Linked DNA regions of Homo sapiens: region 1 is linked to region 2. The links are chromatin loops, found by intact Hi-C in ENCODE. Cell type or tissue: Calu3. All regions are shown on one strand. Links, peaks and the distances in the headings refer to the core of each region. The heading gives the core; the rest is flanking DNA.

Region 1 (5,382 bases), core at 166-5,165, 120 kb after region 2:
CCAGAGATTCTGGTATGTTGTGTCTTTGTTCTCACGGGTTTCAAAGAACATCTTTATTTCTGCCTTCATTTCATTATTTACCCAGTAGTCATTCAGGAGCAGGTTGTTCTGTTTGCATGTACTTGAACGGTTTTGAGTGAGTTTCTTAATCCTGCGTTCTAATTTGATTGCACTGTGGTCTGAGAGACAGTTTGTTGTGATTTCTGTTCTTTTGCATTTGCTGAGGAGTGCTTTACTTCTAACTATGTGGTCAATTTTAGAATAAGTGCGATGTGGTGCTGAGATGAATGTATATTCTGTTGATTTGGGATGGAGAGTTCTGTAGATGTTTATTAGGTCTGCTTGGTACAGAGCTGAGTTCAAGTCCTGGATATCCTTGTTAACCTTCTGTCTTGTTGATCTGTCTAATATTGACAGTGGGGTGTTAAAGTCTCCCATTATTATTGTGTGGGAGTCTAAGTCTCTTTGTAGGTCTCTAAGGACTTGCTTTATGAATCTGGGTGCTCCTGTATTGGATACATATATATTTAGGATAGTTCACTCTTCTTGTTGAATTGATCCCTTTACCATAATGTAATGGCCTCCTTTGTCTCTTTTGATCTTTGTTGGTTTAAAGTCTGTTTTATCAGAGACTAGGATTGCAACCCCTGCTTTATTTGCTTTCCATTTGCTTGGTTGATCTTCCTCATTCCCTTTATTTTGAGCCTATGTGTGTCTTTGCACATGAGATGGGTCTCCGGAATACAGCACTCTGATGGGTCTTGACTCTTTATCCAATTTGCCAGTATATGTCTTTTAATTGGGGGCATTTAGCCCATTTACATTTAAGGTTAATATTGTTATGTGTGAATTTGATCTTGTCATTATGATGTTAGCTGGTTATTTTGCCCATTAATTGATCCAGTTTCTTCATAGTGTCAATGGTCTTCACAATTTGGTATGTTTTTGCAGTGTCTGGTACTGGTTGTTCATTTCCACGTTTAGTGCTTCCTTCAGGAGCTCTTGTAAGGCAGGTCTGGTGCTGACAAAATCTCTCAGTATTTGCTTGTCTGTAAAGGATTTTATTTCTCCTTCACTATGAAGCTTAGTTTGGCTGGATATGAAATTCTGGGTTGAAAATTCTTTCTTTCAGAATGTTGAATATTGGCCCCCACTCTCTTCTGGCTTGTAGAGTTTCTTCAGAGAGATCTGCTGTTAGTCTGATGGGCTTCCCTTTGTGGGTAACCCGACCTTTCTCTCTGGCTGCCCTTAACATTTTTTCCTTCATTTCAACCTTGGTGAATCTGACAATTGTGTGCCTTCAGGTTGCTCTACTCAAGAAATATCTTTCTGGTGTTCTCTGTATTTCCTAAACTTGAATGTTGGCTTGTCTTGCTAGGTTGGGGAATTTCTCCTGGATAATACCCTGAAGAGTGTTTTCTAATTTGGATCCATTCTCCCCATCACTTTCAGGAAGACCAATCAAACATAGATTTGGTCTTTTCATATAGTCCCATATTTCTTGGAGGCTTTGTTCATTTCTTTTCACTCCTTTTTCTCTAATCTTGTCTTGTCACTTTATTTCATTAATTTGATCTTCAATTACTGATATCCTTTCTTCTACTTGATCGAGTCAGCTACTGAAGCTTGTGCATGCGTCACGAAGTTCTTGTGCTGTGGTTTTCAGCTCCAGCAGGTCATTTAAGGTCTTCTCCACATTGTTTATTCTAGTTAGCCATTTGTCTAACCTTTTTTCAAGGTTTTTAACTTCCTTGCTATAGGTTGGAACATGCTCCTTTAGCTTGGAGAAGTTTGTTATTACCAACCTTCTGAAGCCTACTTCTGTCAACTCATCAATCTCATTCTCTATCCAGTTTTGTTCCTTTGCTGACCAGTAGCTGTGATCCTTTGGAGGAGAAGAGGCACTCTGGTTTTTGGAATTTTCAGCTTTTCTGCTCTGGTTTCTCCCCATCTTTGTGGTTTCATCTACCTTTGGTCTTTGATGATGGTGACCTACAGATGGGGTTTTGGTGTAGATGTGCTTTTTGTTGATGCTGATGCTATTCCTTTCTGTTTGTTAGTTTTCCTTCTAACAGTCGGGCCCCTCAGCTGCAGGTCTGTTGGAGTTAGCTGGAGGTCCACTCCAGACCCTGTTTGCCTGGGTGTCACCAGCAGAGGATGCAGAACAGCAAATATTTCTGCCTGGTCCTTCCTCTGGAAGCTTCATCCCAGAGGGGCACCTGCCTGTGTGAGGTGTCTGTCAGCCTCTACTGGGAGGTGTCTCCCAGTCAGGCTACATGGGGGTCAGGGATCTACTTGAGGAGGCAGTCTGTCCATTCTCAGAGCTCAAATCCCATGCTGGGAGAACCACTGCTCTCTTCAGAGCTGTCAGACAGGGACGTTTAGGTCTGCCGAAGCTGTCTGCTGCCTTTTGTTCTGATATGCCCTGCCCACAGAGATGGAGTCTACAGCAAGGCAGTAGGTCTTGCTGAGCTGTGGTGGGCTCCACCCAGTTTGAGCTTCCTGGCCTCTTTGTTTACACTGTGAGCACAAAACCGCCTACTCAAGCCTCAGCAATGGTGGATGCCCCTCCCCCCGCCAAGCAGCAGCATTGCAGGTTGATGTCATACTGCTGCGCTAGCAGTGAGCAAGGCACCGTGGGGCTGGGACCCACCGAGCCAGGCACAGGAGGGAATTTCCTGGTCTGCCGGTTGTGAAGACTGTGGGAAAAGCATAGTATTTGGACAGGAGTGTACCATTCCTCCAGGTACAGACTGTCACAGCTTCCCTTGGCTAGGAAAGGGTAATACCCTGACCCCTTGCACTTCCTGGGTGAGGTGACACACTGCCCTGCTTCAGCTCGCCCTCCATGGGCTGCACCCACTGTCCAACCAGTCCCAATGAGATGAACCAGGTACCTCAGTTGGAAATGCAGAAATCACCCTTCTTCTGTGTTGATCTCGCTGGGAACTGCAGACCAGAGCTGTTGCTATATGGCCATCTTGGAACTCTGAAATGGACCTCTTTCTTACACCACATACAAAAATAAACTCAAGATGGATTAAAGACTTAAATGTAAAACCTAAAACTATAAAAACCCAGGAAGATAACCTAGGAAATACCATTCTGAATATAGGACTTGGCAAAGATTTCATGACAAAGATGCTGAAAGAAATTATAACAAAAACAAAAATTGATGAATGGGTTCTAATTAACCTAAAGAGATTCTTCACTGCAAAAGAAACTATGAATTGAGTAAAGAAACAACCTATAGAATGGGAGAAAATGTTTGCAAACTATGCAAACAGGTGATGGCATCTTAGACTCAACAAAATACACAAGCATGTGTAAATCCATTTTAATCCACAACCTGGGAGTAGGGAGTTAATATTGTACATGCCTCAATCAAGAATCTACCCTCTTGGAGCAATTCCTTAGTATTTGAAAGATCCTTTCAGAAGTCGACAACCTAGAACTATTCAACCAAGAGCTATTCAACTATTACACTCTGAATCAGAGAGTTTGTTTTGCTAGAAATAATTTTTTGTTAGTAAAATGAATGGTTTCAAGGTATCTGAATTGGCTAGAAATATTTTCCAGGCACCTGTGCTCAGGCATGGCCAGGGCACAAAAGTCTCACTAGCAGTCTAACACCAGGCCTATGATGACATTAAGTCTTTGGATTCCACAGAATTGCTAAGAATTCTGCTGCGTGCTTTAACTTTCAAAGAGGCTACGGACAGAGAGTGGAAACTTCGCTGGGCTCCCAAGACAGGTTTTCTGCTTCCTTATTAAACAAAGCTTTTTGGCAATGAGGTGGGCAGAATTCATTCTAAGACTTGCTTTCTTTGTCAACACTTGGTAATAAGGTGATGGAGGATGAGAAGGAAAGCCCTCACCTACCTCTGCTCTTGGGAGGCAATCTATATCTCCCAAAATCACTGGACAAGTGTGAAGGCCAAACTGACCCATCTGCAGCTGGAAGCCTGCCCAGTTCCTGACCTCCGGTCACCACCGTCACCAAAGTCACTTCTATTAGCCACCCAGGGTACAACTGATTCAAGAACTGTAACTCAAGTCATGAACCTCTGCAATCATGAAAACCTCTCTTCTTCGCACAAATATATGAATAAAATGACATTGGCACAAGTTCAGCTTGTAGAAATTCATTTAATGTTGCCTCAGGTAATTAGTTTATTTGGTCTGTCAAAGTGACCCAAAGCTTATCCATTTGGAGTCTCTGTTATGAACAGACATATAGTAGTTGCTAAGCAACATCATGCATTGTTGTTTCCTCATCCAATTTAAAATTTTCAATTCACAGTAAAGGTCTTCAGAGAAAAGTTATTGTGCAGGGTGGGCCAAATACCATTTTTCACTGTAGCCCATTCAATTTAGAAAAGAAATTACAGCGTACCATTTAATCAACATAAAATGATTTGTACAGAACATTTAACATCTTCTTGAAATGCAGCTGTCTTCTTTTACTAATCAGATCTACTTAATTTATTTTAAACTTTCCCAAGGAGATTTTTTCTCCTTCAATCCTTGACCCTTCCTCCATTCCCTCAACTTTCAAGCCAATTTGCAGATACCCGTTAGCATGGGAACTGGGAGACGTGGGAAGGAAGATTTGGAAATATAAGATATACTCTTCTTATCTTGTAGTTTAGTCATGGGAAAGGAGTCTCAAGTAGTTGAGTCATTCTAATGAGTCACTTACATGAAATTCCAACTTTATTATAAAGAAGACTTATTTAACATAGTAGTTTCTGGCCAGGCATGATGGCTCCTGCCTGTAATCTTAGCACTTTGGGAGGTCAACTGGAGGATTGCTTGAACCCGGGAGTTCAAGACCAGCCTGGGCAACATAGGGAGACCCTGTCTCTACAAATATATTTTTTTAATTAGCTGGGCATGGTGGCAGGCTCTAGTGGTCCCAGCTACTTGGGAGGCTGAGGTGGGAGGATTGCCTTAGTCCAGGAGATCGAAGCTGCAGTGACCTATGATTGCACCACGGCACTCCAGCTTGGGTGACAGAGTGAGATTCCATCTCAAAAAAACAAACAAACAAACAAAAATAGTAGTTTTCTGATATGAATGCTGCAAAATTAATCAATTGTTTGCTCTAATAATACCTGGTATTACCTTCAAGTATCTTGAAAAAGTGTCTCTGAGGTTCCCTCCCAAAGGATAGAATGTCACATTTTTTCATTTCGCCAGTAATATTTCTTGGCATTAAGATTAACTTTTTGGCAAAACTCCTTGGCAAGGAAATACGTTTTCACAAAATACACAAAGCCATTTCTGCATAGTGACCCTCTCATTGCATGTTGAGTGTATTGAAACATCAAGTGAATCAAAATGGATTAAAATACACTCTTGATTATCACAATTTCTTGG
Region 2 (5,382 bases), core at 299-5,298:
AACTTGGGTCTAGCCACCAAGGTGAGAGGTTTCTGCCTATCAGAGGGTGACCACAAAACACAGAGAACTGGGACTTCACGAATCTTACAGAACTGGTTGGATTATCTCTCGTGTCTTTTGCTAATAGTATTTGTTTAGTAAATGTCCATATGGGTAGCAGAATTTGGTTTGGGACTGGCTTTCTTTAAACTGGCATTTGAGGTTACAGGAGAATGGCTAAACCTCAGCCACCTTTCATTTTTTGGAGGCTACATTTTATACCAAAAAGAACCTAATTGGTTTAGGTCAGTTTAGAAAACGTATCCATCATTATTCTCCAGACGGGCTGAAGCTCTGCGAGCCTTGTCTCTGTTACTTGTCCTCCCTTCTCTAACCGCCGACCCAAACCGCCGACCCAAATTCTAGACCTCCCTCAGGGTTCAGCCACTTGAAGATCATTTCCACTTGAAGAACACTTTCTATGGAAAGTATTCCTCACCTAATGGCTTTACTTTGTGCCCCAAAAACAAGGGCTAAAGAAATCACGCTAGACTTTATCCACTTTGCCATGCCTGTTTGGCAATGTTGTTTAGGTCTTAACACTTCATGCCTATATTCTAAGTCCTTGCAAGGCAAGGACCTCATTTGCCACACTAGTTAATTATTTTGTATCTCCCCAAGCAATAAATCCAATCCCATGAACACAGCAGGACTTGCTAAATGCACCCACTGCTTCTGCATCTACTGTGTGCATGACAACTTTGGGGCTAAGAAGGGAGACAACAATTTGGCTCCGATCCCCAAGAAGTCATCCAGGAGAAGAGAATGAATGTCGATGGTTCAGAGAGGCAAGTCTCTTAGCCTCTGCACTCAAGCATTTTACCATGAAAACATCTGTGTTATGTAATTTCTAGGGCACCAGGAAAAATGGCTACTTACCCAGAAGACTAAGGATGATCTTAACTTTTCCTCCAGCTAATTATTTAAAGGGATGTAACATGAGGTTTTCTTAAAACAAAACAAAACAAAATAACAGCTAGATATGGCTGGGCACGGTGGCTCATGCCTATAATCCCAGCACTTTGGGAGGCCAAGGTGGGTAGATCACAAGGTCAGGAGTTCCAGACCAGCCTGGCCAATATGGTGAAACCCCGTCTCTACTAAAAATACAAAAATTAGCTGGGCGTGGTGGCGCATGCCTGTAATCCCAGCTACTCGGGAGTCTGAGGCAGGAGAATCACTTGAACCCAGGAGGCAGAGGTTGCAGTGAGCCGAGATCACGCCGCTGCACTCCAGTCTGGGTGACAGAGCAAGACTCCATCTCAAAAAACAAAAAAACAAAAAACAAACAAAAACACCTAGATTTGCAACTGGTGTGTTCAAGTTAACAATCCACTACTGTGTGTGTAAGTTTAGGCTAACCGCACGTCTATACCCAGAACTTAGGCACTGGCTGTTTTTGACTTCAATAACTTTCCTGAAATGACAAAGTAGGCATGTATTATATCTTTGCCTAAAGACAACTTTTATGAGATCATACATTCCCATTCTTGGGAGGGTTCTTTCTTTTTTCTTTTTGCTGAATTAACATTTGAAAGAAGAAGTCATTTGGTTTTATTAAGCATGATTCTTCTACTTTGGTAGACTAAGCAGTTCAAAATGTACTAGGAAGATGATGAAAGCAACCAAACAATTTATCTGAAGAGAAAGATAAAATTACTAAGAGCCTGCAGATTAAAGAACACATTTTCTGTTTTAGATTGATATATAAACACAACACTTAAAGAGGAAACATGAGCCAAGGACGCATCTTCAATACAGTCCCTCAAATTTTAACTTTAATTAATCCTCCGAATTTCATAACAATGTATTTTCTAATGACACGGGGACTCACTTCGGAATTCTAAGTAAGACTGTTACTGTTCCCAACGCATCCTTGTGTTCCTAATGACTAAGCTTTAAACTATTAATACATATCTTAGGTTAATTAAGTGGGCTAATTTTCCTTGCCTAATAATTGTTCACGATAATCTAACACTGTTTAAGCTCCAAAATAACCATCTTTGAAAAATATACATCCTTAAGTGTGTCTCCTCCTATTATCAGTGGGGAAAATGTGACAGTAAATTACTGAGTAGGAAGTACAGAATTCCCAAATACAAAGGGGCCCAGATTTTAAAGTACTTCCAATTTTATGGCACAATAATCTAATCTTATCCTCACAAAGCCTCCTCATCTCCTGGCTCCAAGATCAGAGGAAATTCTTTAAGAGAGAGGGACGAGGTAGAAGCCGTGTGTACGTGGTTTTGAGACCTTCCCTAAGCTAGGCCTATTCCTGCTGGCCTCTAGTTATGAGAAAGAACACTGAGGCCTCTCGCACATGGCTTTGCCACCACCAGATGGCACATCACCATGAAAGCAGGTTACAGACAGAATTCTGCCACAGAAATCAATGTTTCTTGGCAAGCAGTCATGAAACAATCTGTTCCTAGAAACTCTGCAAGGTCCCAGGTCTTGGCCACTTAGAAACTCCTCAAGTCCCTTGCATGATCAGGACACAGAATTCCCAATTAAGAGGCAGGAAGCAAAACAACAGAGAGCCCTAGATGAAGGGCAATACTCTAAAGGAGAACATGTAGCAGCTGGGCCCTCCAGATTCCTGCACCCCTGTCCACAGACAGGCAGAGGGGCCTGGACAGGGATTAACCAACCCACAATATTCCAACGATCATGCGCACCACCCATTTCTTTCAATAAAACTTATCTGCAATAATCCTCATGCTAATTAACAATTATCTAGTGCAGACATTTACAGATGGAGGTCGTTGAAGACGGGAAGTGGACATGGAACTGCGAATTCTTGTTGGCTATCTTTAAAATGCTAACCGTGCCTACCATTGGAATGTGTATTTCTCTTTTGGACACTATAAATGCCAACTAACCACCCTTAGGACATAGAGTGAAACTAGCCCACACATATAAATATTTTACACCATCTATACTAAAATATTTTAGAGGAAAATTATAGACAGACAACAGTATGAGCTTAAGGATGGAGTCGGCACTCAGGATGTATGACCACCAGAGGAGTTCAGAGGGACAGGAGTGACTACTGTCTTCATTTCTCCATTCCACTCTCTCTTATACAGCCCAAGTTTTCTGAAATAGTATACCAAGGGGAACTTCTTTCCCTCTCAATTTGAACACAAGACAGCAAAATAGCTAAAGGTGGCCGAGTGTGGTAGCTCATACCTATAATCCCAGCACTTTGGGAAGCTGAGGTGGGCAGATCACCTGAGGTCAGGAGTTCAAGACCAGCCTAACCAATATGGTGAAACCCCATCTCTACTAAAAATACAAAAATTAGCTGGGTGTGGTGGCAGGTGCCTGTAATCCCAGCTACTCGGGAGGCTGAGGCAGAAGAATTGCTTGAACCCGGGAGGTGGAGGTTGCAGTAAGCCCAGATCGCGCCACTGCACTCCAGCCTGGGCAACAGAGCAAGACTCTGTCTAAAAAAAAAAAAAAAATAGCTAAAGGTGAAAATTTCAAATAAGCAGCCTCTCACAAGAAGACAAAAACTAGACTCTATGTAAATAGATATGAAAACAGTGCCCTCTTTAAAGTGCTTTTTTTCTCCCTGCTTAATGGTCTAGAAAAGACACATAATTGCCTTATAATCTTACAGAACCTCTATTTGAGCAACAAAGTTGAGATGTCCCAATGGAGTCCAGTTGGTGATTACATCATTAGAAGGTGGTTCCCAGCCTGTGGTCCGGTCCCCAAATGAATCAATCGATTTGGTTGTTCCCAGTTTTTTTCTATTACAAATAAAGCTGAATCATACAATATTTGGAGTGAAGATAAGTCTCCATTTCTCTAAGATAAATGCCCAAAAGTGCATTCGCTTGGTCATATGGTAAGGAAATGTTTAGTTTCATAAGGGCAGTCATGCAAGACAGAAGTAGGCAGAATTCAGAGAGGCAGAATTGTATACTGGGTACAGATATGTTCTCTCTCTGAAACTAAATGTCTTAGTTTTATACACAAGCTTCACAACTTACCACCCATCAGATCCTCATTGATCAAATGGAGATTATAATGATAATGAGGCCATTTCAACAGCATCATGGTGATGATTTGATTAGTTAATTCATGACATGTTCTTAGAACCACCTCTGACAAACACTATCCTTTCCACAGATGTTAGCTACTAAAATTTGCATGATTTCAGCCACCAGTAAGATTTAATATTTTACCCTATATTCATTAACTTACTGAATTTCTTCTCTTATGGATTAAATGTTCATGCTTGAAAATACAAGAAAAGATTTCATTTTGTTTCAGTATCAAATGCAGCACTGCATTCAAGAAAGCTTAAACACAGAAACATCCCGCCAGTGGGGCAGAGTACAGTCGATTTACACAAGCCAGAGTTATATGTTTCATTATGTATAGGATATCACTCTATAGTCTAAGATACACTTGCTCAAATGGTTTTTTTTTTTTTTTTTTTTTAGACGGAGTCTGGCTCTGTCGCCCAGGCTGGAGTGCAGTGGCGTGATCTCGGCTCACTGCAAGCTCCGCGTCCCGGGTTCATGCCATTCTCCTGCCTCAGCCTCCCGAGCAGCTGGGACTACAGGCACCTGCCACCATGCCCGGCTAATTTTTTTTTGTATTTTTAGTAGAGACGGGGTTTCACCGTGTTAGGCAGGATGGTCTCGATCTCCTGACCTCGTGATCCGCCCGCCTCGGCCTCCTGCTCAAACGGATTTAATTTGCGTGGGGAAGAATAATGCTGGTTGCATTCAGCCGCAACAGAGCAGTTGATCAGGAACAGACCCTGTCTGAGAAGCGTGTCTCTGTTTGCACTAGTCGTCCTCGGAGGACACAATACCTTGGCTCAGATTCGCAGCTGCTTTGCTTTGTACCCTTCACTCACTCAGTAAATAGGTACTAGTGCCTCCCATTAGGGCCCTGGGTTGGACCCTGAGAAGACCACAGAGAAGGGTAGGCATCTCTCCAGGAGCTTTGATCCTGAACTTGACTTAAACACCAGAACAAATGGCTGTGAAAGGTGGCAAACAGCTCAATACAAATGAATGTCACAGTCTAGAGATGATGTAGCAGCAGAAAAAAGGAATTGCTAGAGATTGTAGGGGACAAAGTAAAGATGAAATAAGACTTCTTACAGAAAGCGACTCTGGTGAGACTAAGCTACCAGAGAACCTGTTTGGGCTGAGAGAAAACCATCAGCCTAGAAAAGAGGGCATGGCCAAAAGTTTAGGTATGCACAGGGGCGTTCATTCTTCTGGAAAACAATGTGGCCAGAGGGGACAGTAGAAGCCAGGAAACAATAAGAAAAAAATATTGAAAGAATTGTAGTCTGAATGTAGAAGCTCTAGA

What was found. Hi-C counts contacts between places; a loop is a spot of excess contacts. Peaks named below come from ENCODE experiments on the same cell type or tissue, not always from the same donor. Only the 100,000 strongest peaks of a DNase experiment are listed, where the experiment ranks them.
Region 1: it touches region 2 in a loop (5-fold over the local background); 1 of 110 quality-filtered maps calls a loop at or near these places.

The regions. Positions count from the first base shown.
Region 1 is chr5:10,014,193-10,019,574 of GRCh38, forward strand. No RefSeq gene overlaps it. Among named protein-coding and RNA genes, the nearest start is that of LINC02112, 110 kb to the left of the region's middle. In Calu3, for the core only: no CTCF peak of the experiment used is centred there; a DNase peak (open chromatin) is centred at 2,569.
Region 2 is chr5:9,896,146-9,901,527 of GRCh38, forward strand. All of the region lies in intron 2 of LINC02112 (long intergenic non-protein coding RNA 2112), which reads right to left. It also overlaps a transcript of TAS2R1 not described here. Among named protein-coding and RNA genes, the nearest start is that of LINC02112, 5.0 kb to the right of the region's middle. In Calu3, for the core only: CTCF peaks have their summits at 2,389 (motif pointing right) and 2,595; a DNase peak (open chromatin) is centred at 2,376.